2 separate regions of the Mus musculus genome follow, and region 1 is linked to region 2. Evidence: chromatin loops called from intact Hi-C (ENCODE). Cell type or tissue: heart. All regions are shown on one strand. Links, peaks and the distances in the headings refer to the core of each region. The heading gives the core; the rest is flanking DNA.

Region 1 (15,944 bases), core at 5,030-13,029, 370 kb after region 2:
CAATTCTCGATCTTACAGCACAAGCCATTGCTGTTCTGTTCAGGAATTTTTCCCCTGTGCCCATATCTTCAAGGCTTTTCCCCACTTTCTCCTCTATAAGTTTCAGTGTCTCTGGTTTTATGTGAAGTTCCTTGATCCACTTAGATTTGACCTTAGTACAAGGAGATAAGTATGGATCGATTCGCATTCTTCTACACGATAACAACCAGTTGTGCCAGCACCAATTGTTGAAAATGCTGTCTTTCTTCCACTGGATGGTTTTAGCTCCCTTGTCGAAGATCAAGTGACCATAGGTGTGTGGGTTCATTTCTGGGTCTTCAATTCTATTCCATTGGTCTACTTGTCTGTCTCTATACCAGTACCATGCAGTTTTTATCACAATTGCTCTGTAGTAAAGCTTTAGGTCTGGCATGGTGATTCCGCCAGTAGTTCTTTTATCCTTGAGAAGACTTTTTGCTATCCTAGGTTTTTTGTTATTCCAGACGAATTTGCAAATTGCTCCTTCCTATTCGTTGAAGAATTGAGTTGGAATTTTGATGGGGATTGCATTGAATCTGTAGATTGCTTTTGGCAAGATAGCCATTTTTACAATGTTGATCCTGCCAATCCATGAGCATGGGAGATCTTTCCATCTTCTGAGATCTTCCTTAATTTCTTTCTTCAGAGATTTGAAGTTTTTATCATACAGATCTTTCACTTCCTTAGTTAGAGTCACGCCGAGATATTTTATATTATTTGTGACTATTGAGAAGGGTGTTGTTTCCCTAATTTCTTTCTCAGCCTGTTTATTCTTTGTATAGAGAAAGGCCATTGACTTGTTTGAGTTTATTTTATATCCAGCTACTTCACCGAAGCTGTTTATCAGGTTTAGGAGTTCTCTGGTAGAATTTTTAGGGTCACTTATATATACTATCATATCATCTGCAAAAAGTGATATTTTGACTTCCTCTTTTCCAATTTGTATCCCCTTGATCTCCTTTTGTTGTCGAATTGCTCTGCTTCAAGTACTATGTTGAAAAGGTAGGGAGAAAGTGGGCAGCCTTGTCTAGTCCCTGATTTTAGTGGGATTGCTTCCAGCTTCTCTCCATTTACTTTGATGTTGGCTACTGGTTTGCTGTAGATTGCTTTTATCATGTTTAGGTATGGGCCTTGAATTCCTGATCTTTCCAAAACTTTTATCATGAATGGGTGTTGGATCTTGTCAAATGCTTTTTCTGCATCTAACGAGATGATCATGTGGATTTTGTCTTTGAGTTTGTTTATATAATGGATTACATTGATGGATTTTCGTATATTAAACCATCCCTGCATCCCTGGAATAAAACCTACTTGGTCAGGATGGATGATTGCTTTAATGTGTTCTTGGATTCGGTTAGCGAGAATTTTATTGAGGATTTTTGCATCGATATTCATAAGAGAAATTGGTCTGAAGTTCTCTATCTTTGTTGGGTCTTTCTGTGGTTTAGGTATCAGAGTAATAGTGGCTTCATAAAATGAGTTGGGTAGAGTACCTTCTACTTCTATTTTGTGAAATAGTTTGTGCAGAACTGGAATTAGATCTTCTTTGAAGGTCTGATAGAACTCTGCACTAAACCCATCTGGTCCTGGGCTTTTTTTGGTTGGGAGACTATTAATAACTGCTTCTATTTCTTTAGGTGATATGGGACTGTTTAGATGGTCAACTTGATCCTGATTCAACTTTGGTACCTGGTATCTGTCCAGAAATTTGTCCATTTCGTCCAGGTTTTCCAGTTTTGTTGAGTATAGCCTTTTGTAGAAGGATCTGATGGTGTTTTGGATTTCTTCAGGATCTGTTGTTATGTCTCCCTTTTCATTTCTGATTTTGTTAATTAGGATTTTGTCCCTATGCCCTTTAGTGAGTCTAGCTAAGGGTTTATCTATCTTGTTGATTTTCTCAAAGAACCAACTCCTCGTTTGGTTAATTCTTTGAATAGTTCTTCTTGTTTCCACTTGGTTGATTTCACCCCTGAGTTTGATTATTTCCTGCCGTCTACTCCTCTTGGGTGAATTTGCTTCCTTTTTTTCTAGGGCTTTTAGATGTGTTGTCAAGCTGCTAGTATGTGCTGTCTCCCGTTTCTTCTTGGAGGCACTCAGAGCTATGAGTTTCCCTCTTAGAAATGCTTTCATTGTGTCCCATAGGTTTGGGTACGTTGTGGCTTCATTTTCATTAAACTCTAAAAAGTCTTTAATTTCTTTCTTTATTCCTTCCTTGACCAAGGTATCATTGAGAAGAGTGTTATTCAGTTTCCACGTGAATGTTGGCTTTCCATTATTTATGTTGTTATTGAAGATCAGTCTTAGGCCATGGTGGTCTGATAGGATACATGGGACAATTTCAATATTTTTGTATCTATTGAGGCCTGTTTTGTGACCAATTATATGGTCAATTTTGGAGAAGGTCCCGTGAGGTGCTGAGAAGAAGGTATATCCTTTTGTTTTAGGATAAAATGTTCTGTAGATATCTGTCAGGTCCATTTGTTTCATAACTTCTGTTAGTTTCACTGTGTCCCTGTTTAGTTTCTGTTTCCACGATCTGTCCATTGAAGAAAGTGGTGTGTTGAAGTCTCCCACTATTATTGTGTGAGGTGCAATGTATGCTTTGAGCTTTACTAAAGTGTCTCTAATGAATGTGGCTGCCCTTGCATTTGGTGCGTAGATATTCAGAATGGAGAGTTCCTCTTGGAGGATTTTACCTTTGATGAGTATGAAGTGTCCCTCCTTGTCTTTTTTGATAACTTTGGGTTGGAAGTCGATTTTATCCGATATTAAAATGGCTACTCCAGCTTGTTTCTTCAGTCCATTTGCTTGGAAAATTGTTTTCCAGCCTTTCACTCTGAGGTAGTGTCTGTCTTTTTCCCTGAGATGGGTTTCCTGTAAGCAGCAGAATGTTGGGTCCTGTTTGTGTAGCCAGTCTGTTAGTCTATGTCTTTTTATTGGGGAATTGAGTCCATTGATATTAAGAGATATTAAGGAAAAGTAATTGTTGCTTCCTTTTATTTTTTTGTTGTTAGAGTTGGCATTCTGTTCTTGTGGCTGTCTTCTTTTTGGTTTGTTGAGGGATTACTTTCTTGCTTGTTCTAGGGCGTGATTTCCGTCCTTGTATTGCTTCTTTTCTGTTATTATCCTTTGAAGGGCTGGATTCATGGAAAGATATTGTGTGAATTTGGATTTGTCGTGGAATACTTTGGTTTCTCCATCTATGGTAATTGAGAGTTTGGCCGGGTATATTAGCCTGGGCTGGCATTTGTGTTCTCTTAGTGTCTGTATAACATCTGTCCAGGCTCTTCTGGCTTTCATAGTCTCTGGTGAAAAGTCTGGTGTAATTCTGATAGGCCTTCCTTTATATGTTACTTGACCTTTCTCCCTTACTGCTTTTAATATTCTATCTTTATTTAGTGCATTTGTTGTTCTGATTATTATGTGTCGGGAGGAATTTCTTTTCTGGTCCAGTCTATTTGGAGTTCTGTAGGCTTCTTGTATGATCATGGGCATCTCTTTTTTTATGTTTGGGAAGTTTTCTTCTATTATTTTGTTGAAGATATTAGCTGGCCCTTTAGGTTGAAAATCTTCATTCTCATCAATTCCTATTATCCGTAGGTTTGGTCTTCTCATTGTGTCCTGGATTACCTGGATGTTTTGAGTTAGGATCCTTTTGCATTTTGTATTTTCTTTGACTGTTGTGTCGATGTTCTCTATGGAATCTTCTGCACCTGAGATTCTCTCTTCCATTTCTTGTATTCTGTTGCTGATGCTCGCATCTATGGTTCCAGATCTCTTTCCTAGGGTTTCTATCTCCAGCGTTGCCTCGCTTTGGGTTTTCTTTATTGTGTCTACTTCCCCTTTTAGTTCTAGTATGGTTTTGTTCATTTCCATCACCTGTTTGGATGTGTTTTCCTGTTTTTCTTTAATGATTTCTACCTGTTTGGCTGTGTTTTCCTGCTTTTCTTTAAGGGCCTGTAACTCTTTAGCAGTGCTCTCCTGTAATTCTTTAAATGACTTATGAAAGTCCTTCTTGATGTCCTCTATCATCATCATGAGAAATGTTTTTAAATCTGTGTCTAGATTTTCGGTTGTGTTGGGGTGCCCAGGACTAGGTGGGGTGGGAGTGCTGCATTCTGATGATGGTGAGTGGTCTTGATTTCTGTTAGTAGGATTCTTACGTTTGCCTTTTGCCATCTGGTAATCTCTGAAGCTAGCTGTTTTAGTTGTCACTGTTAAGAGCTTGTTCTTCAGGTGACTCTGTTAGCCTCTATAAGCAGACCTGGAGGGTAGCACTCTCCTTAGTTTCAGTGGGCAGAGTATTCTCTGCAGGCAAGCTCTCTTCTTGCAGGGCAGGTACCCAGATATCTGGTGTTCGAACGAGACTCCTGGCAGAAGTTGTGTTCCACTCACTAGAGGTCTTAGGATCTCGTGTGGAATCCTGTGTGGGCCCTTGCGGGTGTCAGGTGACTCCGCTGGCAAGGTAGCCCGGGGCTCGAGTGGAGCTGAAGGGGCTTGTGCCCCAGATCAAGCCCGGGTAGCCTGCTTCCCTATGTACCGCAGTCTCAGGTTCCACGCGATTGGATTGGGGCAGGCGCTGTGTTCCACTCACCAGAGGTCTTAGGATCCCGTGGGGAGTCCCGTGTGGGCCCTTGCGGGTGTTGGGCAAGACTCTGCTGGCCTCTTGTCTTTATTGTATAATCAAACTTAAAAGGATTTGAAAGTGTGTTGCAAATTCAGATTACGGCACACAGAGCCATACAGTCATAGCTTCCAGTGTAGCAGCATGCTGTGGGGAGGAGTGTTTCAGTGAGCCTGAGATGGTAAGGTGAGGCACAGTGAGGGAATTCTGTGCTGAAGTCCACATTACCTTGTAACTGAAGGGAACCACTGAAGATGCCTTTCACGGGAACTTGAATTAGTGCTCAATTCTTTTTGTTTTTGTTTGGTTTTTGTTTGGTTTTTGTTTTTGGTGTTTTGGTTTGGTTGGTTGGTTGGTTTGGCTGTTTTTGAGCCAGGGTTTCTCTGTCTAGTCCTGGCTGTATTGGAACACACTCTGTTGACCAGGCTGGTCTTGAACTCACAGAAATCAGGTCCTCCTACCTCTGCCTCCCAAGTGCTGGGATCAAAGGTGTGCGCCACCACTGCCAGGTTTAGTGCTCAGTTCTTCCGTGAGGTGAAGCAGTGTGCTGCGGGCTGTGATAAGCGTGGCCTCTGCTGTAGTCCACAACACTAAGAAGCTATAGTAGAGACATTGGGACAACCTGATTCACAGTAGTGTTCAGGTAGAGCTGGTAAACACTGCTAGGATACAAAGGAGCAGGGCAGATGTTAGAGAGAGGGTTTGACCCTGGGCAGCTAGGTCAGTGTTTGTGCCACCATCAGGTTCACAGTGCCATTTCCTCAGAGAAACAATAGATAAATAAGGTGAGAGAAAAGAAATGAACAGAAAGTAACTTAAAGTAGTCACAGCTCATAGGTGACTCAGCATCTTAAAGTGAAAAGGGTTGAGGGACTTTCCTAGGTTGATATTGTGAGAAGAAAACATTAAAGCACTGGGCATGATGGCACGCACCTTTAACCCCAGCACTCAAGAGGCTGCAGAAGCAGGTGATCTCTGAGTGCAAACCCAGCCTGGTCTACATCGTTCCAGGACAGCCGGAGCTACATAGCAAGACCCTGTCTCAAAAAAAGAAAAATCACAAAAATGTTTAAAACAGGCATTGGTTGATTATCGTTTTCGTAGATTATCGTTTTCTTGTGCTTCAGAGGTCGTTTAGAAAGGAAAACAATAGACTTAAAACATGTAAGTTTTAAGTCACTAATTGGTGATGTGATCAAGAAATCCAGCAACCTAGGTTTACTCAGACTCTCACTATCTTACTGTTCTCTCAAAGAATGCTCTGGGGTGGTATATCCTCAGTTACTTTTGAAGTAGCTTAAGACATTCAACTTGAGGGCATAATACTTTCATACCCTCAAAAGTTTTTGTTTAGTTGTCTAAACCATGAATGCCAAAAGAAAGAGTACAGTGTGTTCAATTTACCTGACTTCCCTTACTCAACATTACAGCTTGTCCTGTTAGCTTCAGTTTTTATATCATGTATGTCTTAACATACAGGGCAGTGTTATGTGCAGGTTCAAGGTTATGGCTTGAATTACTAGATATAATGAAGAAGACACCTTTCAATTATAAAGGAAATTTTTGTTATATTAATCATTGTGTTTTCATTAGCTCTTTGCTAACTTAGTGTTGAGGTTTTCGTTCTTTTCTTGTATTTGTTTTAGATAGCATTTGTTAGTTTTGCTGTGGCTGCAAGTGCAAGCTAGAGCCAGCAGGTTGGAGTTGTGATTCTTGACTGTAACATTTACTTAATCTTGTGTTTCTAGAGGAGTCAAGGATGTTCTAAAGAAGAGACTGAAAAACTATTACAAGAAGCAGAAGTTGATGCTGAAAGAGAGCTCCGCTGGGGACAGTTACTATGACTACATTTGTATCATTGACTTTGAGGCTACTTGTGAAGAGGGGAACCCAGCTGAGTTCCTACATGAAATCATTGAGTTTCCTGTTGTCCTGTTGAATACACACACCTTAGAAATCGTGAGTGAATTGTTGCATCTTCATCTCAGTTTTAGTGGCAACTATTCTAGTGTTCATTAGTGAGCCAGGAGCTCTTGTTTGCCATCTTAGCTGGAAATAGAATTTCAAAAGGACACTTTTGCATATTGCTGTGAGTTCCATATCAGCATGATTAATAGAAAAACCACAGTGAAACAGCAGTTCTAGGAACTGTTTTTCTTCTTGTCCATGAGCTAAAATTGTGCTTTTTCTGTTACTTAGAATACCTGAGTAGATACCAATCTACTCAGGGAAGTGACAAAGGAACTGGAAACCTACCCTGGTGCATGATGCTAAGAATCTAGTTCTGTGAGGGCTCTTGGCATCAACATACTTCCTTAAAGCTCCTTAGATGGTTTTGATGTACAGTGAGGGCACAGGACTGTTTGTAGAGGTAACTGCTGATGGCATAGGGGAAACATCTAGGCCTGCCTTCTCAAGCTGCACGTAAGTACCCCCAAGTAATTATCGGCACTACGTTTTTAATTCAGGACTTCCTAGAATGAATCCCTCAAAATAATGCCTTCTGTATTATAGACTCTGAGTGAGGAGATGTCACAGTGCCTCATCAGTCTATTCACCAAGAACAGAAAGGCCTGTCGTGGTAATGTGTAGTTTTTCTGCTCAAAACCTCTCAGCTATGTTCTCCCCGGCATAATCCAGCCTTTCCCAAAACAGATTATTAGTCAAGTTAAAAAGAAAAATGGCAGCAATGAAGGGAGATGCCTTGGGTTGTCTCAGGGTTTGCTGCTGAGAAGAGACATCAGGACCAAGGCAACTCTTATAAGGACAACATTTCATTGGGGCTGGCTTAACAGGTTCAGAGGTTCAGTCCATTACTATCAAGGCAGGAAGCATGGCAGCATCCAGGCAGACATGGTGCTGGAGGAGCTGAGAGGTCTACATCTTGTTCTGAAGGCAAACAGGACTGTCTCCCACATGGCTAGGAGGGGGGTGTCAAAGCCCACCCCCACAGTGACACATTTTCTCCAACACGGCTGCACATCCTAATAGCACTGTTCCCTGGGCTAAACATTCAAACCACCACAAATCCTTAGATTTTATTTCTTCTCTCAGTTCAGGACACTGATTTAGCATTTTTCTTCCTTCGTTGAGGCATTAGGACACACTGCTTTCAGATGTATTCTCATTACATCCTGTCGCACCACAAGAAATCCTCATTCCCTGATATTGCCAGCTACCTTCTTCTTTTTGGAGAAACTCTTTAAATAAGTTACATATACTTCTGTCTTTGTTTTCTTCTTGTGTTCTCTTATACTTATTTCAATTAAGTTTAAGCTCTGCTCTCTTTTTTAAAGTTTATAAAGTGGTGTGTGCGTGCGTGTGTGTGTGTGTGCGTGCACTCACATGCTCCCTTGTGTGAAGGTCAGAGGACAGCTTTGGTGAGTTGGTTTTCTCCTACTTCATTGAGGTAGGATCGCCCATTGTTACTGTTGCCTGCCTATTCGAGCCTAGGTAGGCTGTAAGGTTCTGTGTAATTCTTTATCTAGTTATTCTGTTTTTCTATCCTTGATACCAGCCAGCTTCAGCACAGTGGCCCAAAGAACCCCTTCAAAATTTTGCCATGACTTCTGATTTAACTTTAAATTAACAACAAAAAAATGTATTTCGTGTATTAATCTAGCCTCCTTTTACCTCGGGTTGCCTCCTGTTTTTATGTATTTGTTTATTTTTTATTCAATTCAATCTATTCCAGCTATACCAACTTGATTCTGTTTTCTCAAAAATGCCCACCATTTTCCAGCTTCTTATCCACATACGCCATCCCCCCAGAAACCCTCCAGTACGTTAGAGTTCACCTTCAAGTAAAGCCCACCTAATTATCTCGTTTAATAGGGTAACGTATGAACGCCACCGCAGAGCCGTTGTCTGTGATCCTTCTTCCTTGGGCCACTCTTTTTTTTTTTTTTTTTAATAGTATTTGATCCATGAGTAAATAGGTCTCTGTAATATGCTCATTGAAAGTGATTTGCCACCCCTACCCCTTGTCTCTGTCTCCTACATGCTGGGATTAAAGGTGGGCACCACCAAGCAGGCTCTGGGAAACTTTACATCTTTGTGACAGTGTATTTAGTAGTACTTGGTTGTAATGCCAAAGGGAATTCCATCTTTGAAAAGTTTTTACTTAAAGTTATAAACCATGGAACTGGCAAAATTGCTCAAGGGGTTCTTGTGCCTAGCCTGAGGACTAGAATGAGCATGGTAGAAGAGAAAGGACAACTCCCCACTTGACCTCTGACCTTTACATTTGTGCCTTGTAATCACACATGTGTATGTATACAAATAAATTTAAGATGTTTGAAAATTTCATAAATTAGAAGTGGTGTGTGAGAGCATCCTCCCTTGATCCCAGCACTGGGGCCAGAGTCAAGTAAAGCTAACCTGGTCTACATAGTGAGACCTTTGCCTCAAACAAAACATACTCCCCAAATAATAATTATAAACAACATACTGATCACTCACAAGGACTTTTATAGACTCTGTATATTTATAACATTCCAATTAACTAAAATTCTTGTTGAAAAAAAACCTAATAAATGAAAAGCATGTATTTAACTTTTGAAATTAAAATGTTCTTTGCTGCTTTTTACTTTTACAGTTCTCATTAAACATCTGCTTAACAGATTGTTGTAAGATCAGTGTGTAATAAGAATTTGTTCTTACTCCTGGTGAGATTTCTCAGTGGTTAAGAACACTAGCTGTTCTTCAAAAAAAAAAATCCAGGTTCTCTTCGTACATCTGCATGATAGCCGTCAACTGTTTGAAACCAGTTTCAGAGAATACAACACCCTCTTCTGGGTGACATACATGCAGACAGAGCAGGCATACATATAAAATAAATATACACACACATACAATTTGTTTTAAAAAACAATTTGTTCTGAGAAAGTATGTACCTTTGCCATTCTTAACGTTTAAACCTTGGGGGACTGGAGAGATGGCTCAGCAGGTAGAGTGCGTACTGCTGTTTGGTTTCCAGGACGCTCATCAGTAGCCTCACAGCTTACTGTAGTTGCAGCTCCAAGAGATCTAGGAGATCGATGCCCTCTGCTGGCTGCCATAGGCTTTGTGCTTATGTGTATTTATATGCACGTACATACACACAGGAAGGAGAATCAATTTTTTAAAACTTTTTTCTATAAAAAAAAATTATTCTTTTTATTTGTATATAGTTGAGATTAACAGTTGCCATCTTTAAATCTTCAGGTTTTGAAATTGGTCTTAATTTTCAAAAAATAACCCAGTAGTTTGAGGAAGTAGTGTCCAGCAGGAGGAAAAAGAAGCTTTCTCAAAGCCTGCTAAAGTTCTCAGAGTTGGGAGCATAGAACTTGGACACCAATGTGAAAACTTGAGAATTGCTACAATTAGTGTCTTATAAGTTGCTGTAGTCACATGGCAAGGTTTGACTCTCGGTGTTTAGTTTCATTGAATGCTTTAATGTAACGAACAAGAGCTGATTTCCTACAATTGAGGCCTTATTTCTTCTGAAGGATGTATTGTTTTTACAACCCACTATTGTAAAGTACCAGCTGTGTCAGCAGGCAAACAAGGTGACAAGTATTTTATAGGCAAAGAAAATATTTACCTTAGCTGTGGTTTGAAGGTGCGCTTTCAGACACCTGCTAACTTGATGTCTTTAAAACCCCAAATATGTTGTGTCTTTATATTTAAATTTCAGAGGGATTGTTCTTGGGGATCCAGGAGAGTCTCCTTAGGAACTCTGAAATAATCCGTCTGGAATGGGTGCAATTCATCTGTGGCTGGATTTGTTGAGTGTGCATGTCATGTACTGTAGTCAGGTGAAACACATGCCTTTATGTCCTCCCTTGCAGGAAGATACGTTTCAGCAGTATGTGAGGCCAGAAGTCAATGATCAGCTTTCAGAGTTCTGCATCGGTCTTACTGGAATCACTCAGGTGAGTATTCTCTTTTCATTTCTGTTGATTGTGGTTATTTTGAATTTGAAAATTTTAAATCAGTGGTTTCCTTTGTAGATAGTTTAAAAAATATTATTATAAACAATTTAATGTGCTGTTTTCCTTATTTTGTAAAAGTCTTTCATACTGTAATTAAAATAACAACAGCAAAAAGAGATGGTTCAGTGGTTAAGATCACTGGCTCTTCTTCCAGAGAATGTGTGGGTTTGATTCCCAGCACCCATGTGGTGGCTCACAATCCAGACCCAGGATCCAATGCCCTTTTCTGCCCTCCATAGGCACTAAATATGCACATAGTACATATGAAAGCAGGTTATTCATACATACAAATTTTAAAAAGAATTAAAAAAAACAGTAAATTATGTTACAGTAATATAATAATGATAAAAGAAAAATTTTTAACAAAAAGCCTTAGAGCTGGTAAATGCTGTAGTCTCACAGGTTAAGGGCGTAGGGGCTGCAATTCTAGGCTAGAGGGTCTCTTGAGCACAGATATCTGAGACCAGGCCTGCGCATCACTGGCAGATTCACCTCAGAACCAAAAGTTAAAGCCAAAAAGTCAGCTCTACACTCACCCTCCCCTCAGAGTTGTGAAGAAGCAGTCAAGATTTCTGTTGTAAAGAGAGCGTTAGTGAGGTAAGTGTCACTGAGATAGGCTTAGAACGGGTCTGTTACAGTCTTGACTACACGCCTTTGTTAGTCCATCCTTGGATTTTGTTTAAGTTTCAATGTGTGGGCTTTGTTAATTTATTTGGTTCTTTCATTAGTTTGTTCACTGCCTCCCACTTTATGTGAATGTCAAGTATGGTCAGTTTCTGCTTCAGTTGCCTATCTGTCAGGATCAGACAGAATAAACCAGTGGTCACGGTTTGGATAGGAAGAATGACAAGTTAGTATTTTATTAGGTTGTGAAGGCATCTATACAGAGGACTTATATCTGTGTTGGAAGGGAGGGCTGCAATGAGAAGCGTCTTTATGTTGTTGAACTTAGACTGATCATAAGTGAATGGGCAGAAAGGAAGGCTTGGGCATTTTAGGTGTGTTGTGGCAGAGCTCAGTGTAGTTCAGGATGGCTCAGGTCCTTGGGCTCTTGAGATGGTGTTTGAGCTGGGCAGAGGCAAGCAAATCATAAAAGGTTCTATGATTTTGGAAGCAAGTGTAAGAGACCTGCAATACATCAAACTGATGTTTTACAAAGTCTGGCCCTATGGCAGTGTGGTACAGTGTGCTACACATACTGTAGTATACTGTAGTGTGGAGAAGGTGAGCTTTGACATGGAGAATTCTTAGGGGCCATAGGTTAGATGGGATATTTGCCCGTTGTCTAAAGGATCAGTTAATCATAAAGAGCCACTAGGGTTGGTTTTTGTTCTAGTTTGCTTTCTATAGCTGTAAAAAAAATACCACAACCAAAAGCAGTTTGGAAGGAAAGGACTTTTGAGTTCATCATTGATGGAAATCAGGGATGAGATGGAAGCGGATACTGGAGGGATTGCTGAGTGCCTCACTCAGCAGGCTTGCTCTCTGGGTCCAGCTCCGCAGGCTTTCTTACTCAGCAGACCTCTAGCCACCTGCCCAGGGGTGGGGCTGCCCACAGTGGGTTTGGCCCTCTGCTTCAGCAGTCCAGATGCTGCCCACAGGCTGGTCTGATCCAGGCAGTTCTTCCCTTGAGATTCACTCCTCCCAGGCGACTCTAGGCCACCTGTGTGAAGTTGACAAAACCAGGACAATCTTAAATCTTAATTTTGGGAGAATTGTACACTCATTTGAAAGCAGTCCCTACTTCTTGGGTATAAAATGATTTCTTCCTGTCTTGGGTGAGCATTTGGGTGGTAAGTAGGTCTTAGTCATGGAAATCGCAGAAAGTGTAACGGTTCACATGCGCTTGACTTCCCTCCAGTTGATGTGTGCCTGTGCTGCAGGCTACAAGCAGTAACTACGCCAACCTCTTTCTCCTTTTGTGTCCTCAGGATCAGGTAGACAGAGCCGATGCTTTCCCTCAGGTCCTGAAAAAAGTGATTGAGTGGATGAAGTCAAAGGAGTTGGGAACTAAGTACAAGTACTGTATACTAACAGATGGGTAAGTAAGAAAATACTTGCAAATTCCTTTTAACTAAAAGAGGCTCTTAATTCATGTAACTATTCGAATGTCCATGGACCTTTACTTATTAAAGTCCCCAGGAGTCACTCTACAGAAAGTATTTTTTCATCTCACATTGAGTTCTCAGGATGGTACATATTCCCATGTACTGCTGAAACAGCTTGTCTGTGTCCCTCTGTCCATCCTGACATTCACTTGTTCACAGGCCTACGGCTCGGTGTCCTAGCACCACACAGTCCACACAAATCTGCCTCACCCACCATTCTTCAGGCTGCCCACTCACTAAGGGTTTGCCCGATCTCTGCCCAATTCATGTTTTCTCCCTTCTGGGAGATTCTCTGCCTTACCACCTGGTTCTACCCTTACTTACCACAGCTCAGTGCTCCTTCCACACCTTACAGCCGTCGGGATGTATGCCATGCTGACCGTCTGATGTGTGCTCTTTTTGTAGGATGTTGGAAGTCCTTTCAGAGCATTTGCTTTTTTCGCCCTGTAGTCTTCCAAGTCCAGTTACCTGTTAAATGAAAAGAGAAATGAGAGCTGGGTGTTGGGGTGTTCACCTGTAGTCGCCCACTTGGGAGTTGGAGGCTGGAGGATTCAGGGATTCAAGGTCAGCCCACATCGTGAATTAAATTAGGCAAGCCTGGGCTATAGTTTGAGACCCTGTCTCAAAACTCTACTTGTGCCTCCTCCCTGAAGAGAGAGAGAGGGAGGGAGGGAGAGAGAAATGAAAGTCTACATAGGAAAATCGGAAGGGTTGACAGAAGGATTACAGACATTGTAGACACCGTAGCAGGTCACTACCTCAGCAGCACTAAGGTAAAGGAAAAAGGCAGGAGCCTTCTGCTCTGGCTCTGTTGTGCAGGGTAGTGAGCTCCTCCCTGTTAGGATGCTGCTCCCTCGGATGACAGGAGCTGCACATGGAACTTACATATTATCATTGCTTTTAGAAATCTGGATGTCATGTTTAGAAATCTTAATGATTTTAAACATGAGCCGTGTTCCTGCTAACATTGACTGTCATTTCTATCATTTTACAAAGCAGGGCAATTTTTTAAAATACTAAATTCTGGCATGAATCATTCAAAATTTGTATGATATTTTTGTTTTTATTAGAACAGTAGCAAAAATAGTGGTTGATGCCTCCAGAAATAAAATAAGGCAGCTCAGGTTATCTGCTCAGAGTTAGTGGTGATGGGTGTTTCAGTTCAGGCTGTTAAAAGTACACAGAAGCGGTAGGATCCTAGGGCATTTATAGTATTTTATTTATAATATATATGTTTGATTTTATAGTAACTGAGTTGAGGGATTGTAAAATTTCCCACTGAAGGTTCTAATTGCTGCTGGTTTGACTTTGCCCAAGAAAGGCCACATTCAAATGAACTCAGCTTCTATGTGGTACACTCAACCTGATTGGCCTTTTTTGGAGACAAGATCTCACTATGTGACATAGCTCTGACTGGTCTGTGCTACAGCCTTCGAAGTGCCAGGATTAAGGAGTGTGTACTGTGCTTTGTAGCACTGACATTAACCAGTAAGCAGTGGAGAAATAAACAGCAGGCCAGGTTATATTTAACCCATAAAATATAAGGGTTTGAGTTAGTAAAGAACTTAACTAAAATGATAAATTTGTTATAACATGTGAGCCTACCAGTTACACAGAAAAACTCAGAAAGGTAGAAGTTTGGCCAAGAATCAGAACCACAAAAGCTATCAAGATGAGCTTAGTAAGAAGAGTTTGCGAAGAAAATACTGCTTTTTCCCCCCTTTTAAAAGCTTAATAGTATTTTCTAGGAATGGAGGTTACTTTTTTAAGCTTGGTATTTTCTGTGAGTGTGAGAAAGTTGATGTAAGGAAAACAACAGTTTAAAGTGTTCTTTGTTGTCATAGTATAGCACTCACTTCGCACCCTTTTCTCTCTCTAAGCTCCTGGGATATGAGTAAGTTCCTGAGCATCCAGTGCCGGCTCAGCAGACTCAAACACCCGGCCTTCGCTAAGAAGTGGATCAATATCCGGAAGTCATACGGAAACTTCTATAAGGTAAAAAGGCCTTTTCATTAGTTATTTTCTTAGCCATGTTTGCTCTGTTATACATATATATTCAGCTGTGATTTTATATGGGTATTAGATGTTTTTAGGTTTTTAAATTTATGTGTAACAGAGTTTTGCCTGTGTATATGTATATGGACCATAAGCATACCTGATGCCCATGGAGGAGAAGATGCACCTTGAGTTAAAGGTGGTTGAGAACCACCATATGGGTCCCAGGAACCCAACCTGGGTGCTCTCTGTACGAGCAACAAGAGCAGCTCTTAACAGCTGAGCCATGCCTCCATCCCATGTAATCTTTTTAAAGGTTCTTTCTCCCTACAGGAAAAACAAAGCTATCTAATTGTTACTTTTTAGAATCTCAGCTGTGTTCAGGTTAAACTGTAGCTCCTCTACCCACCTTTTTATTCTCATTTAATGCATTACCCTTTAACAGACAGATTCATAAGTGGATTGCTTCTGGGACGAATGCTATTGGATTTTGTTTTTGCTTTTGTGTAATACTAGATCTTGAACCTAGTGTGTCATGTTTGCTGGGTAAGCACTATATGCCTAAGCTGTCTTTTTAATTTTACTTTCTTTTGATCAAAGTTAACATGTATAAGTAGTGTAAATTTTAAACTGATATTTAAAGGCATAGGGAAATGTACATTTCTGGTCATGGTCCTCATCAGAACTGGTTCTTGTTCTCACACAGATCCTCTCACCTTTAAGAAGGTGTCTCTTCACATGTCTTACTCTTGTGCTTTTACGCTTGTGCTGTACTTGAGGTTTCGTTGTGACATAGCTGTTGGATTCCTACAGTGAACACTGGCTAAGCTCTGTTAAGTCTCCTGCCTCTAAATACCCTTCCCAACCTGCATGTTTATAATTGAGTCACTGCTCGGGGCCTATGGAGACTACTCAGGAAGCCGCCTCCTCCTCCTGCTCTTTTGTATAATGGAAGCAGAGGCTCAGAGTGTAGCTCCTGCAGAGTGCTGAGGTTGTAGGCTGTGCCACCACCCCTGGCTGGTTGGAAATCTCTGTTACTCACCAGTCAAACTGTTACCTTCTCAGTGCTCAGAACAGACTGTTACTGGCTTTCAGGATTACTGTCTTGGAGCCATTAATCTTGTAATTTTAACTTGTTCTTAAGTCTTCTCAAAAAAATCCCTTGGTTATTTGCTTTGCTTTCTGTCATGTCTCTGATTCTTTGTCATTATCTTTCTCCTTTTA
Region 2 (15,944 bases), core at 5,334-13,333:
CATGGCAGTCAATCAAAATGCTAATTATTAAGTGACCTGTCGCCCCAGCAAAGCACCTACCGCTCTGTGCTTTGAGGTACATGGCTGACTTTTGTAAGTCTGCTTCCTCACACTTCCTTCTGTGAGGTACTTATACAGCCATCCTCATTTTTACATGTAAATAACCTATGGTCCTGAGTATGAATTATTTCAGCAGCCAAAATGACAGTTGTCCCTGGTATACATATCTCAAGCTCTGAAAGGATTTGAGGAGACGAAGCTGCCTCTTAACAGCAGCCCGGGCACTCTGATGCTGGTGCTGTGATAATTTTCTTCACGATTTCCCACCTCTTTCCACCCAAATTTAGTTAACAAAAGAACAGGTACCCAGCCAGGTACAGGGTATTTTACTCCCTGAGATGTGCTGACACCTGCTGGCAGATGAAAGAATAACACCACCAAGGAATTTCATAAAAAGCCCTTGTGGGCCTTACAGGAAGTAGTAGGTTGAAGAAGGCAACCGAAACTTACTTGATGATAGTGATGAAGACAGGTCAGAAAGCCCAAAAGGATACCAGGGAAGCTGAGCGGACCCGGAGTCTAAGGTTAAGCATCTAGCCCGGTCGGACTCTCCACGAAACCTCACAAACCCTCTATTGCCCGGTGGCCACAAACAGCTTGGGTCCTGAGATGTAAGCGATAATACCTTTCACCTAAAGCCAGTAACAGAACTGCACAGGCATCCACCGGGTAATGCTGAGCAACGCCTCACTCCCGCTTTCCTGTCACATGTTCTAGAGCCATCTATAACCCAGTTACTGTTGATGCAAGGTGTGTTTAGGTGGTGTCTCAGTTAGGGTCACTAATGCAACGATGGAACAACACGACTAAAAGCAACCTGGGCAGGAACGGGTTAATTTGGCTTACACTTCCGCATCACTAGAGGAAGTCAGGAAGTCAGGTAGGGCTGGAACACGGAGGCAGGAGCTGATGGAGCGGACATGAAGGGGGACTGCTTACTGGCTCTCTCCCCAGGGCTTGCTCAGCCTGCTTTCTCATAGAACTCAGGACCGCCTGCCTAGGGAAGGTACCACCCACAATGGACTGGGTCCTTCCACATCAGTCATTAAGAACTTGCTCTACAGGCTGATCTGATGGAGGCGTTTTTTCCAACTGGGGTTTCCTCCTCTCAGGTGACGCTCATCTGTGTCAAGTTGACATAAAATTAGGCAACACAATTGGCCCTTTGTCAATTGACACACAATGCTTTTAAGACACAACCCTTCCATTTTGTGGTTCATCCCCAAGATCTCAGATAGATAAACATCACGAACATAAAACATGTTACAAACTTAAATTTTCACAGTCTTTACCAATTCAAACACTTTAAGAGCTATCTCTGTAAAATTCAATGTCTCCTTTATACATACACACACACACACACACACACACACACACACACATATATATATATATAAAACTTTTATTTATATGAGTACATTGTAGCTGTCTTCAGACACATCAGAAGAAGGCATCAGATCCCAGTACAGGTGATTGTAAACCACCATGTGGTTGCTGGGAATTGAACTCTGGACCTCTGGAAGAGCAGTCAGTGCTCTTAACCACTGAGCCATCTCTCCAGCTCCCCAAGGTCACTTTTAAATCTAAAATCTTGTCTAAGAACAGTCTCTTAACTGTGGACTCCTATAAAATAAGCTAAATACTTTCTTACTTCAAGAGGGAAAAAATAGCACACAGTCACAATCTAAGCAAAGCTAAGCCGTACTCCAACAGTATAAATAATTCAATGTGCAGTATCTGGGATTCACTCACAACATCCTGGGCTTCTCCCAGGGCCTTGGGTCACTTCTTCAGCTCTGCCCTCTGTAGCACACATGGCTTATCTTGTAAGCTTGGCCAGGACCCATGGCTGCTCTTCTTGGTGGTCATCCCATGATACTGGCATCTCCAAAATGCTGGGGTCTTCTACTGCAACCAACAGCCTCTCCTGGACTTTCTTAATGTTGCAACGCTTCAACTTTTCTTCATGGTCTCTTCATTCCTAGGCTTTCGCCTGCCACTGAGGCTGCACTTTCACCAATGGCCTCTCCTGGACTCAGTGCCAAGCAAGCCTCACCTGTTCTCTGTGGCCCCCTCATGACTACCCAGTACCACCGGGGTGACTCTCATCCATGCCCAAACTTGGCTGTCAGTACAAGGCAGAACCTTGGCTGCCTCTGAATACAGCTGGCATGTGATGACTCTAAGGACACACTTCCCAGATTTCACCTCAACGATGCTGGCCTCTTCCTAATCATGGCTGATTCTTTGGCCCCAGCCTACCAGCATCCACTGTCCCAGCAAAGTAAAGGTTTGTCTTTAGTGGTTTTGGTCTTTTGTTAATCACAGAGAATTCTTCAGCTTCATCTGACCAGAACCACAGATTCTTAACACATAAGGCCTGGTAGAATCTTTGCTTCCCTCTGAAACGTCACAAGCCAGGCCTCCATCATCTGCACTGCTTTCAACACTCTTATCTTCCAAGATCCTATAGAACATCCCACGGAGATCTCAATACTCTGGGCTTCTCTAGCCCAAAGTTTCAAAAATCCTTCCACAATCCCCCCCTAAGCAACATGGCCAGGTGTCTCACATTATCCCACTATGCTGATCCCAACTTCTGCCTTCCGGTTGCTATTGCTGTGATGACACACACTGTGACCAAAAGCAAGTTGTAGGGCAAAGGGTTTATCTGTCTTACACTTGAACTCTCATGGTCTATCACAAAAGGAAGTCGGAGAAGGCCGTCAAGCAGGGCAGGAACCTGAATGCAGAGGCCATGGAAGGGTGCTGCTTATTAGCTTTCTCTCTATGGGTTTCTCAGCCTGCTTTTTTATAAAACCCAGGACATCCAGCCTAGTGATGATCTTACCCACAATGGAATGGGCCCTCCCCTCCCCCACACTAACTAATTAAGAAAATGAGGTGCAGCGTGATCATACAGCATTTCCTCAACTGGGGTTCCCTCCATTCTCAGAGGACTCTTGACTGTGTCGAGTTGAAATAAAATTAGCCAGCATGGGTGGATACCAAACAGCAAACAAACAAAGAAAGTCAAGTCACACAAAGCTATCTGGGCATTCAAAGTAATGAAGTACTGCTTCAGTTCAGGAGATAGAGCCAGAAAGACCAGGCAGGAACCACACTGCAGAGCTCCAGCTTATAGGAGCTTCAGCCCTTTTCCATTCCTTAAGCTTGGTTGGGAAATCTGGGCCATGAGTTAGCAGGCGCAGGCTCATCCTCTCCATGTTACCTGGTCTACTCTCTGCCAGGCATTTTGTATGTCCCTTGATCCCAAATAATGATGGTAATATTCTTGTTTGTTGAACACATATGTAAGCTGAGTATCATGTTGCATAGCTCCGTGGCTCTGTAAAATCACTGTGAAATGTGGCCTTCATTCCCTTCTCACCGCTCTGAGATCTGCAGCCCATAGAAAATTGTAAGCAGAGACCGTACACCAAGAAAGACACATCAGGATTTGCTGACATTTAATGAGGCCATGCTGTCATGGTCTTTGACCCATGCCAGGGGATCATTTCCAGCACGACAGAAGCAAAATCGCAAACATCACCTCTCTTAAAACGTGGGGTGCGTGGGGGAAACTCCTCCCTTAAGGGAAGATAACTTCAGTGTACCTTGGTCCAGAACCTAAAATGTTATCCATAGAAGCACATGATTTTCATTACTATCCTGATAATAACTCAAGTTTGTGTTATATTGATGTAAAACTAGCTAGCACAATATAATATTAGAATACCCAGCTCAAGGGGCTGGGTGGATACATGCATGTGAGACAGACGTAAGGAAACACAATGAATTCAGAGGCGCTACTGAAGATTCTAATATTATGGCCAGGTTCTGAACTGGTGTAGCTGCTGTGAGAAACGGTTTGGCTCCTCAAAAAAGCTGAATACAAGATTTCCTTATGGTCCAGCAACTCTGTGCTTCTGCAGAAATCAAAAGGACTGGAAACAAAAGGCCTCAGGTTGATGTGCGTGCACACACATTTGGGTACTGCGTTAATTACTTTCACATCACTGTGGCCAAGCACCTTGCAGAAGCAACGTAAAAGAACAGAGACTTACTATAGCCCATAATTCGGAGGGTCTATGGTGAGAGGGGAGGCATGCAGCTGGCATGGCCAGGCTAAGTGATGGGAGTCTGCTCTGGAAGTTTCTTGAAGTGTTGACTAAGAGACAGAGTGCCCCAGCTCAAAGTGGACTCTGGGTATAACCCATGAAGACCAACCTCAAGGACCCAGGTTGACCTAATCCTTAAAAGTTCTACAACTTCCCAAAACGATGCCACGAGCTGGAGACCAAGTATTTTCAACACAGGAGCCTGTGAATGGCGTTCCATATTCAAGCCATAAGAAGTACCGTCATTTACTGTGAGAGAGAGAGAGAGAGACTCAAGTACGTATCTCTAGGTAAATGGATAGAAAAACTCGATGTCTGTGATAACATATAATTCTGCCTAGAAAAAGGAAAGGAAATTGAAACATATTACAGTGTGGGACATTCTTGAAGATGTCATTGTAAGCAAAAATAAACCAGTCACAGAAAGACAAATATTGTGGGTTTTGATGCACATGAAGTCCTTTGATACACATTCATAAATACAGAGAGTAGAAGGAAGACCAGCAGAGATAAGGGGGCAGGGTCGAATGGAGTTACTGTTTAAAAGTATAGTTTATGCTAAGGATAACAAAAGGCTCGTGTAAAGATACACAACATATAGATGTATCTAGTATCGCAAGTGCCGTACTCACAAATTCTTAAAACAATAAATACTATATTAGATACATCTTATCATAATGTCGAAAATGTATTCATGTGCCTACCTCCCCTGCTATATTCCACTTTTCCAAAATACCGGAGCTGACTTTTCAAAGTATTTTTAACCCAAAGCATTGAACCTAAAATACTTAGACCACAACAAACAGCTTCACATACAAGACCTACTGAAACGGATCCACACAGACACGGAGAAGGGAGGGAGAAGGGGGTAGAAGTGAGGGAGGAGAGAAGCGGGGAGAAGGGGGGAGAACAAGTAAGTTAAAAGCTGATTGTCAACAATTTAATTTTTTTTTTTTACTCCACATGTGTTTATTGAATACATCCCCAAATTTCTGCACTGGCAATGACCAAATCATCTTGGAGAAGATAGGGTTTAGCTGGCTCACAGGCTGCCCTCCAGCAGGAAGGAAAGCCAAGGCAGGAAGCCAACTTGGAGGCAGGAACTGAAAACTGAGGCACAGACCATAGAGGAACAGTGCTGACTCTCCTGATCTCCGTGGCTTGTTCCGCTTCTTTTCTTTTTCCTTTTCCTTTTCCTTTTCCTTTTCCTTTTCCTTTTCCTTTTCCTTTTCTTTTTCTTTTTTTCTCTTTCTTTTTCTTTTCTTCTTCTTCTTTTTCTCTTTCTCTTTCTCTTTCTTTTTCTTTTTTTCTTTTTCTATCATTATTTATTTTTATTTTCTGTGCATTGATGTTTTGCCTGCATGTATGTTGAATTCCCTGGAGCTAGAGCTATCAGACAGTTTCGAGCTGCCACGTGAGTTGAACCCAGGTCCTTGGGAAGAGCAGCCAGTGCTCTTAACCAGAATCACCTGCCCTTGAGAAACCTAGGGGGCTGGGCAGTGGTGGCACAAGTCTTTAATCCCAGCACTTGGGAGGCAGAGGTAGGTGGATTTCTGAGTTCGGGGCCAGCCTGGTCTATAAAGTGGATTCCAGGACAGCCAGAGCTACACAGGAAAACCATGTTTCAAAAAACAAAACAAAACAAACAAACAAACAAAAAGAAACCCAGGGGTAGCACCTGCCATCGGTGAACTGAGCCCTCTCTTGTCAATCATTAATGACCCCACAGGCTTGCCTACTGGCCATTCCTCAACTGAAATTTCCATTTCCCCCGGGTGACTCAGTTTGTGTCAAGCTGATAAAATCTAAATGGCCCAGTGAGGATCACTAAGTCTCTGTCCTCACAAGATGTTCCTTCTACAGGGGCAAGCTATTTACATGTAAGAGATAGACAGTGTCACAGGGCTCTAGCTCCTGTGGGACAATGAAAGATTGTTGGGATGAAGTGGCAACTCCTTTTGCCAAGCACATTGGGGGGAGCCCCTAAATGATGGGAAGGACCCAGAGTCCAACAATTCCAAGGAGGAAACTCTTGGTGTAGCCAAACAGGAGAGCTTAGGCACTGGTGGAGAAGGAAGCACTTTGTCAAAAGCCCAGGATAACCACCGAGCCTAGACTTTCATGAACAAGGAGGAAGACAGTGGTGCCAAATTGTGTTCCCAAGACAGGCAATCAGTCATAGGATGTAAAAGATAAGGAAGTCATTGTTTTCTGTGGGACACAAGACAGCTAATTGAGGCAGCAAGGAGAGACATGAGTGGGTGAGGATGTAGGCACGAGGGCCACTCTGCAAAAGGCTTGCATGGAGGAGAAGTCGCGTAATTAACATGGAACTCGGGGTCAAAGGTGGGGTTCTGCAGATGGCACTGAACACCGCCGTGTCATCTCCTCTCTCACGACCGCAACACCGCGCGCGGCACTTGTTAGTCTGTTGAGCATATTATTTCCACTAGAGCTTTTCATTTACTACCTTCTGTTAAAAGACAAACGCAAGGAAGGCTAAGTGTTTTTGTCTTCCTGTTGGCAAAATGAACAACACCAAGATGCCTAGCTGTATAACTGGATTTATGTTTACTGTTACATGACTTAGAGTCTTCTGTTAAACCCAGCAAGGTCTTGTCACCTTTCAAATACGGCTCAGTGCCTGCTTCGGTGACTCTGAATCTGATTTCCAATGACAGCATTGCTCCTAGCTCTACCACTCTACTCTTGCTTGGAAATGACCAGAACATCTCTAAGTTCTCAGAGGGGGTGCGGCTCCCATAGCTACCATCTCACTTAAACCTGGACACCTTGGTACCACTCAAGACCCTAAGACTTGGCAAGGTGGGCATTGTCTATGATTTTTAAAGTCAAACCTTATCTTTAGCCATGTGACAAATAAATTTAATGATTATTTTACTGAGACTAATATATTTATTAACATTATTTTTCTATGTCAGAGATGGTGTCAGAGGTGTGTTAGTGGGAAACACAACCTGCCTAGGCTTCCTGTTGGCATGGGAAGGCGTTCCCTTGGGTATAGCAGGATTTTCTCTAACCCACCAGCAGTATAAATAATGGCATGGAAGCTTCTAATACTTCAAAGCTCAAGCCTTTTATATTATAAATATATATGGTATATGATATATATGGTATATGATTGATATATATATATGGTATATCACACACACACCACACACACACACATATACATACACACATATATATACATATATATACATATATATATGTATATATATGTATATATATGTATATATATGTATATATATGTATATCTTGCCCATCACTTGCCATGTGGTTAGCTCTATACCTTTCTCTCTTCTGCAGTCCGCTTCTGTTCCTTTCTGTGTTCATTCTCCCATCCTTCTCTTCAGCCTTCTTCCCCTGATTCATTCTCTCTGCCTGGAAGTTACACTCCCTACTTCCTGGCCAGCTCTTGGCTGTCAGATCTTCATTACAACCAATCAGTACTGAGACATCCTCATGCAATTTCTAGATTGCTTTGAGCCAGGTGAAGAAGGGCAAATATTCACAAAACAGAAAACCCAGCTCTGGACCATAGAAATGACTATACGAGAATCCTGCCAGCACTTAGTTCTCTGCCGGTACAGAAATAACAATTGAAAATACAGAGAAACACCTTCACACAATGTAAGAAAGGTTATCCCAATGCATTGGAGAATTGTGGGAATAATCCCAGAGACTCAGGCAAAGCTACAAGGGCACCAACAATCACCTGTTTACTATGGACATTGTCCTTGAATGTTCTTAGCAAACAGTCAAGTCGCAGCACACACTAAAGGTAACAGCACTTTCATTTATTTGAAATTGACTTAGAATTTCAGCTAACAAAAACTTCCTGAAAGGTTTCAGAATGCTCTTCTGAAAAACATTATGTATAATTAGTACACCTTATATATAACTAGTATACAAATACTATATATCTAAATAATATAAATGCAAATTTTCTTTAGAATTATATAAAATATCATATAGATAATGAACTAACCAGTTTTAACTTTTGATAATAAACCTAATCCATTATTGGGAAAGTTCACCATGCCATAAGCTACCTGCACTAGAGTTTCCATAGACTGTAGCTACCAAATTCTCCTGGGCTGGCTCCTAGGTAAGAAGGGTCCTGTGTGCTCTATGGGGACGTGACTAACCAGTGGAGAGGTTTGCAGCAGAGGTTTGCAGAGCCTTTGAGACGAACCTTTTCTTTTATATAGAAAACAACACCAGCCAGGTGGAGTCTAGATGAGTGCTTGTGGGTCTCTAGCTTTCAGGTTCAGAACAAGAGCTCAGGATACACAGTTTCCAAAGTCCTTTTCCTTCTCTGGGTAGAGTAACAGGACTAGCAAAGAAGGTGGAAATCAATTGCATTATCAACACACATCTAAAATGAGAGATGCAAGAGACTTCCACTTGAGAGTCAAATTCATGATCTGTACATGTGGACATTGAAGAGTGGCTGGGGCCACTTGCCAGTTCTGCAAGAAGCTTTGCAGTGAGAACCTCTGACCTCTCTGACTGTGAGGGGACAGGTGCTGGTGGTGTCAAGTCACCGGGTGAGTGTGCTCTGCTGGCGTCAGCCTGAGGTAACCACCACAAGTATCAGTGGAAAACAAACTCTAAACACCAACATCACACACAGCAAAGAGAAAGGAGTTGAGCCTCACAATAGCCGAGTCCATCCTTTTATACAAGTGTTACAATGTAACTGATTTCCACCTCCATCCCACAAGTGTTACAATGTAACTGATTTCTACCTCCATCCCACAAGTGTTACAATGTAACTGATTTCTACCTCCATCCCACAAGTGTTACAATGTAACTGATTTCCACCTCCCTCCCTGGCCCTATTAGTCCACAGTAAAGGGGAAAGGGGCTTTGGAAACCACCAGGTATCAGCCTTTGTTCGGAACTCTAGAGACCTACAAACACTCACCCAAACTCCATGACATCTTGGTTGTTTGTTTGAGGGATTTTGTTGTTGTTTATTTGTTTGTTGTTGTTGTTTTAATAACAGAACCTTCAGCTCAATTTGGATCCCAAAAGAGATCAGACCTGGTGTGTTTGTGAAGCTGACTTTAAAGCCAGGTTTCCCTTTCCATCAAATTCTGAACTGAGAGCTTAAGTCATAATCCTCCCTCTCTCCTCCGTCCTCCCGCCTCCCTCCTCCTCCCTCTTCCCTCTGAGTCTTTAAGAAATAACGGTTTTGGTGGGATATTGGAAGACAGTAAATAAGTTCACATTCACCATGCCTTCGTCATACAAAACCTGGGTGGGCTGCTTAACCTTTCTGAGTCTTAAGTTTGATCTTTTGTAAAAGGGGGCTAACACTGAACCCCCCCCCCCCGAGCATTTAAACATAGAGTTTAATCCAAGGGTCTCAAACTGACGGTCGGTGGTGTGAATACCTCTATGTGTAGATCAGGCTGTTAGCCGTTTCTGCAAAACTAGCAGTGATTCTCAATACCACCCCCCCCATCATAAGCCTATTACCCATCATTCCCCCCCAAGTTCAGAAGGGAAGGCCAAGGGATCACTAAACAGGATGGTAGGGGGGCCTGGCGTCCTTTGAAACCGTAGAGATTTTAAGTAATTCTCCTCACTGGGACTAGGTAAAAATAAACAAATAACAAGAACAAAAAAGTCTCCCTCTACCACTCACCTACTTCTGACTAGATACAGAAAAGAGACGTGGAAGACCGAGTGAGAAAATGAATCCACCTGCCGTTTGGAAAATAGTCAAGAGACTATTATCCCACCCATAGCCACAGCAAAAAAAAAAAAAAAAAAAGCTTTGCTGAGCTTTAAGCAACGGAAAAGGCAAGGGGTGGAAAGGAGAGGGCTAGCGTAAGGTAGTAGAGGCTTCACAGAAGCTCTGGTTCCTATGAGTCAGAAGCGCGCCCAACAGAAGGAAACTGTCCTTGACCTGGGCTGCAGGAAATGAAGCCCCTCTAGAAGTGCCTCTGCGGAAAGGAACACTTGCAGCAGCTTCCGAGCGAGCATCAATGGGGTCGCAGAAGGTTGTGCCCTGTGGAGCCACAAGAGGGCGCTCTAGGACAAAAAAATCAACATTTGTCCCTTGGCACACAGAAGCGGGCAAGACGTAAGGAGGGACGTCAGTCTGAAACTTTTTTGAGATCTTCCATTCTTCTTCCCTCTCCCCGTGAACCCCAAAGGAGAGCAAACATAGAGGAAGGGAGCTCATAGCCAGGGCGAGTGACTAAAAAGGAAGTCCACTAGACGCCATGACGCCTGCTCCCTAGTCAGGAGCAGGAGAAATCTAAGGAGTTGCTGCTGGTACCTAAAGATGTGTAGGGAAAGCCGTGGAAACGCATCCACAGGCAGAGAAAGCTCATCCTAGAGAAAATTAGAGCAAAATATTGGGGAAAAAAAAACCAAGTTGGCCCTTTGCTCCCTTAAAACCTAGCTGCCTGCACTGGTCCTTGCAGAGACAGCAGTGAAGTGGAAATTTCTGGTTTCTTTAACAACCCAGTTGTGTCATGTGATGTTTTCCTGACGCCGTCTTGTGAGAGGGCATGTAATGTTTTTTTTTTTTTTTTTTGCTGAAAATAGACACTTGAGAGGGCGGTTGATGTTTAGAAAGAATATAAATGGAACCCCACAAACAATAGGAGGGTGCTCTCGTATTGCTACGCCATACAACGCCTCGCTGGTCTTCACTGGTCTTCGTTGCTCTTTACTTTATAGACAGAAATGCGCCAAAGAAGTTCTTGTGGTATTCCAGCCAGAACGGTCCGCTTCCGCTGACTTGTGCCCATTCGGCGGAGCCTTGCTGTTTCTGCTGGATGGTGCGGCTGCTACTGGTTGGTGTTATGATGTTTGCTATTGGACCGGACTGTTGGTATCCTGACAATAAGAGCGGAACCACTCCAAGGAACTCCTTGTAAGCAGGTCCACAACACCATTTTTCTATTAACCTTCTTTTTCCCCAACCTCTGATTGGTGGGTTAGAAGGGAGGTTGAAGTGTTTAAGAACCCAAAATAAAGTAGGTTTTTTACTTAAAGAAAGGAAGGAAGGAAGGAAGGAAGGAAGGAAGGAAGGAAGGAAGGAAGGAAGGAAGAAAGAAAGAAAGAAAGAAAGAAAGAAAGAAAGAAAGAAAGAAAGAAAGAAAGAAAGAAAGAAAGAAAGAAAGAAATTTAAGCCTACACAGCAGATCTCCACTCACCAAGCTCCACAGAGGTGTTTGTTTGCTTGCTTGCTCGTTTGTTTTGACTTTGTCTTGCTCAGCCTGAAGGTGTGTTGGCTGATGGTGATACAGGTAGAGCTGGTTCTACCAAATGGCCCGGCTCCTGCTGTCCTCAAGATATGAGCTTCTGCCAAGCAAGGAGAGCACAGGAAGAAGTCACATGGCACATCCTGGCAGAAGAGAAGGGCAGATGTGGGCTGAGTGTGCTGCGTGCAAGGATGCCCAGATCGTAGTTACTGCTGGTGCGTGCGTGCGTGCGTGCGTGCGTGCGTGTGTGTGTGTGTGTGTGTGTGTGTGTGTGTGTGTGTGTGTGATTGTTATATACAAAACAAAATAGCTCATTTTAACTTATCATAAACAGTACAGTTCAAATTCAATCAAATATTTATACCTCTGAATCTCTGAATTCTGAAACTCTGCTCAGAATAACACATGTGACTTTAAGAAGGTATTTATCACGACATAAAACAAAATACTGAATAATAAACTCTAATCCAACTTGGTCAAAGTGGGTTGTCCCATGCAGCTCAGATGAATGACTTTATAGTAGGTTCCCGTCCCGATGACTCATTTGTCTGGTGGGATCTTAAAACGGAAAGGAACCCTTGTCAGGTCCTTGCCGTTGTCAAGCTGGAGTCTTGAAAGTTCCTTATGGAAAAATAATGAAGACAGGATTGAAAATATTAACTCAACATTCTAAGGTACCAACTATGTTTTTGCTTCATGCAGAAGAGCAAGCCTCTGCATTCTTTCTACTTAAGCCTACCCAAATAGAGAAAAGCACTCCGACTGTCACAGTAAGACTGACCACCGCACAAAGAAAGATGGCAGGATCATTTAAGAAGCTGTTCCAGTGAGAACCAGGTTTCTGGCTGGAAGCGGTCACCATGAGGCTTCCTTTTACCAAATAGCAATTTGGCTGTGGTCAAAGCCAGAATGTTTGTGAGTCACCAAACTCTTTCAGCAATGTGGAACAAGTTTGGAAATCAAAACTGACTCGAGTATTTTCTTACAACAGTGGTTCCATTACATGAAAGGAGGAGTCGAGGTGGAGTTGAGAAATCTCTTCAATAAGTTAGGTGTAGTTCACTCAACACATGTTCATAACAGGACTATTAGTGTGCCCCAGGTAGGTGCAGCAATAGAAAAAGGCAGGAACCCTGGCATTTCTACTTCTATTTCTTAAAGTTTTTACATCTTTTTTCTTTCTCCCTGAGAATTTCAGAGTGTTTACTCTAGATCTGATCACATCTACCCCTCATTTTCTTCTCCCATGCCTCCCACTATCACACTCCCTCCTAACTTGATGGTTTTTTTCTTTTGTTGTTTACCTACTAGGTCAAGTTTGTACTGCTCATGTGTGAATGAGTGCCACCCAGTGCATCATGGGAAACCTACCCATGACCATGCTCCAGAAAAAGAGAAAAGAGTGAGTCTCCCACTGGCAGCAACTGTCCACTGCCAGTAGCTCCTCCACCAGGGGTAAGGCCAGGAGATCGTCTGCCTCAGAAGTTCAGTTGGCTTGATCATGCAGAAGTTTTGCACAGCTGTTAGGAGTTTGTGCCTGAAATAGCAGATGTTCACAGCACCTATTCCCACTGTCTGGCTCTTATGTTCCCTCTACCTCCTCTTACACTGTGTTCTCTGAGACTCGATGATGGTGAGGTGGGTACAGATATCCCATTAGGGCTGAGGACTCAGCCTCTTATCTTCAGTTTTTGACCAGTTACACATCTGTGCGTTGACTGCTGCCCATAGCAAAGAGAAGCGCCTCTGACCAAGAATGAGAGCAGCCCGGGTCTCTGGGTATGAACATAAATGGTTAGAATTTGACAGTATAATTTATCTATTCTATTCTACAGCCTATGACCTGCCCAACCTTGGCTTTTGACCAGGACTGTAAGACTCTGGCGAGCCTTAGCTTACTTGTGACTGCTGCCACTCTCCCCTCCACCGAGTGAACAACTCAAAGCTGGGGATTACTGCAAAAGCAAGAGGAATTTATTGACCCAGTGCACTGGGGTTGTCCTACACCTGAAGGCAAGGCCTCCACCTCTTGGTGGCCCATTCAGTGAGTTTTTATACAGTTTTCAGGGGTAGAATAGAGCAACATCCACTAGGCACAATGTGATTGGTAGAACAATGTGACTTTTAAACTGATTGGTCCTTAGGGAATGAAGTAGCAAGGACTTCCATTGTCTGTTGGTGACCAATGGCCGGTTAGCCCTTCGGAATGTGTCTACGTGCTCTGGGGGCTTCCACCACTCGAAGGTGGCTGATGGTTGGTCCTCCCCTGTGGTCTGAGGAATGTAATCGGCCTCTCCTTTCTGGAGGGGAGGGGTGCCTAAGTGCTCCATAACCTTTCTCTTCCAGGAGGGGAGGTGTCTGGTGGAATTTTCCAAAGGTCCTGGACTGACCTCTTCTGAACTATAGTACCAAACATAAAATTTCCTCAAATCCAATCAGCTATGCCATAACATTTGTACCACTATTGCCCATCAGTGGGTGAATGTTGCCTGGAAGGTTAACGTTGAACACAGCAAGGTCCAGCATTGGGTGAGATCACTAATCTCTTTCCCCCAACAGCCTGCCTAGCCCCTTGCTTCCTGCACCTCGAAGCTTAGTCATCAGGGAGGAAGTTTCCCAGGACATTTTTATTTCTATGCTGGTATTTGCTCATATGCCCGGTATGTTTTCATGTCAAGCTACGATCATGGAGCTGTGGCTAACCTCATTTTCTGAAGATTTTGGGGGTGACATCAGGTGGACAGACGCTTCTTTTTATTTTCAAGTGATTGACCTGACATTTTGTTCTCTTTTACTTTATATACTAGAAGAGCATATTCAGCAAAAAAAAAAAAAAAAAAAAAAAAATTAAAAAAATAAGGGGACGGGGAAAGGCGGAAGGGTGAAATTTTATCAGTGATTGTGTGATACCAAAACCGAGTTGCAAACTGAGGAAAGTTTTTAAACAGGTGAATTGAGTCCGACAAAGCTGGCCAAGCTAACAAGTCCCAGAGCAACCAAGGAAGGGCTTCAGACCTAGCCTCCTCCATCTCAGTGTCACTACGGGATGATCCTTCCTAAAGTCCATGAACTACCAGAGTCAAATGCATTCACGGGCACAGCCCAGCCTGCCCCTCCCTTCTGCCTGCCCCTCCTCTTCCGCCTGCCCCTCCCCATCCGCCTGCCCCCACAGAACCACTATCCTCCATCTTGACAGAATCCCGGCTTTTCCACTTGTTCCATCATACCCATCATATTCAACGTGCCACCTTTGCTCCTCTCAAAGCCTGTCTGTCTATCTGTCTGTCCAATGTTCACATCTAACGCTTGCCATCCCCCAGTTACAGTACCTCGCCAAGCAGCCCTCCTTTCTCCCTTCCTCTCCATCACGCTGATAAGTTATGACAGGCCTAACATGATGTTACCCTGCTTTGAAACTGCTCTGTTCCAGCTTGGAGGATGGCTCGGCAATTAAGAGTATTTGATACTTTTCCTGGGTTCCGTGCCCAGCATGCATGTGAGACCTTAACTCCAACTACAGGGGACCTGACAACCTCTTCTGGTCTCCATGGGCACCTGTACATACATACATACATACATACATACATACATACATACATACATACATACATACAATACACACACACACACACACATACACACACTAAAAATCTTAAAAATATACTTTAAAAAGTAGCTACACAGGTCTGAAAATGAAGACCATATTCCCAGTTAAGCACAACACTGGGGTTGTTTCTGAACCAGCTCTAGCTTTCTTAGATCAATTTTAATGATGAAACACATACACATGTCCACACACATATACATACATGCACACACTTTGATCACCCTTTTTCTTATTTGTTTTGTTTGCTCTTGCTTATGTACCTTTGTGAAGGTGAAACCAGATTGTAAGTTAAGAAATGCATCCTAACAGTTGGAAAGAGACTGCAAAAGCTCTTACACACACACACACACACACACACACACACACATATACACTCACATACACACACATACACACACACACTCACATACATACACACACTCATATACACACATACTCACACACACACACTCACATACATACACACACTCACATACACACACTCACATATACACATACACACATACTCACACATATACAAACACACTCACACACATACACACACAAACACAAGTTTCTCTGTGTTTAAATATCCCCCACACCCATACACTTTAGTGCACTGGTACAGCCTGAACACACGTAACAATCTTCAAGAATTCTCCTCCATAGTCTGTTCCCTGTTGTTCTTGACCTGCCTGGGGACTACTCATCCATCTGCCAAGGACCTTAGGGTGTCCTCTGCTCCCTCACTTCCAGGACAGAAGCTCTGGCTAGGCATGCTCCCCCACAGTCCTCAGCACAAAGGCTGCAGCACGCGGATGTGTCTGTCTAGACAGCAGACTGTGCTACTCAAAAAACAAAAAACCTCTGAAAAACAAAATCCCCTATTTATAAAGGGACATAAGCAAGAGAAAACTAAACAAA

Evidence for each region. Hi-C counts contacts between places; a loop is a spot of excess contacts. Peaks named below come from ENCODE experiments on the same cell type or tissue, not always from the same donor. Only the 100,000 strongest peaks of a DNase experiment are listed, where the experiment ranks them.
Region 1: it touches region 2 in a loop (14-fold over the local background); 5 of 42 quality-filtered maps call a loop at or near these places.

The regions. Positions count from the first base shown.
Region 1 is chr8:35,473,173-35,489,116 of GRCm38, reverse strand. Eri1 (exoribonuclease 1) reads left to right here. Exons shown (of 7, transcript NM_026067.3): 3 at 6,391-6,601; 4 at 10,474-10,557; 5 at 12,549-12,658; 6 at 14,606-14,720. Among named protein-coding and RNA genes, the nearest start is that of Gm51568, 14 kb to the left of the region's middle. In heart, for the core only: a CTCF peak has its summit at 9,696 (motif pointing left); no DNase peak of the experiment used is centred there.
Region 2 is chr8:35,844,887-35,860,830 of GRCm38, reverse strand. No RefSeq gene overlaps it. Among named protein-coding and RNA genes, the nearest start is that of Cldn23, 26 kb to the right of the region's middle. In heart, for the core only: a CTCF peak has its summit at 10,228 (motif pointing right); a DNase peak (open chromatin) is centred at 10,280; H3K4me3 peaks cover 626 bases; H3K27ac peaks cover 241 bases; H3K27me3 peaks cover 378 bases.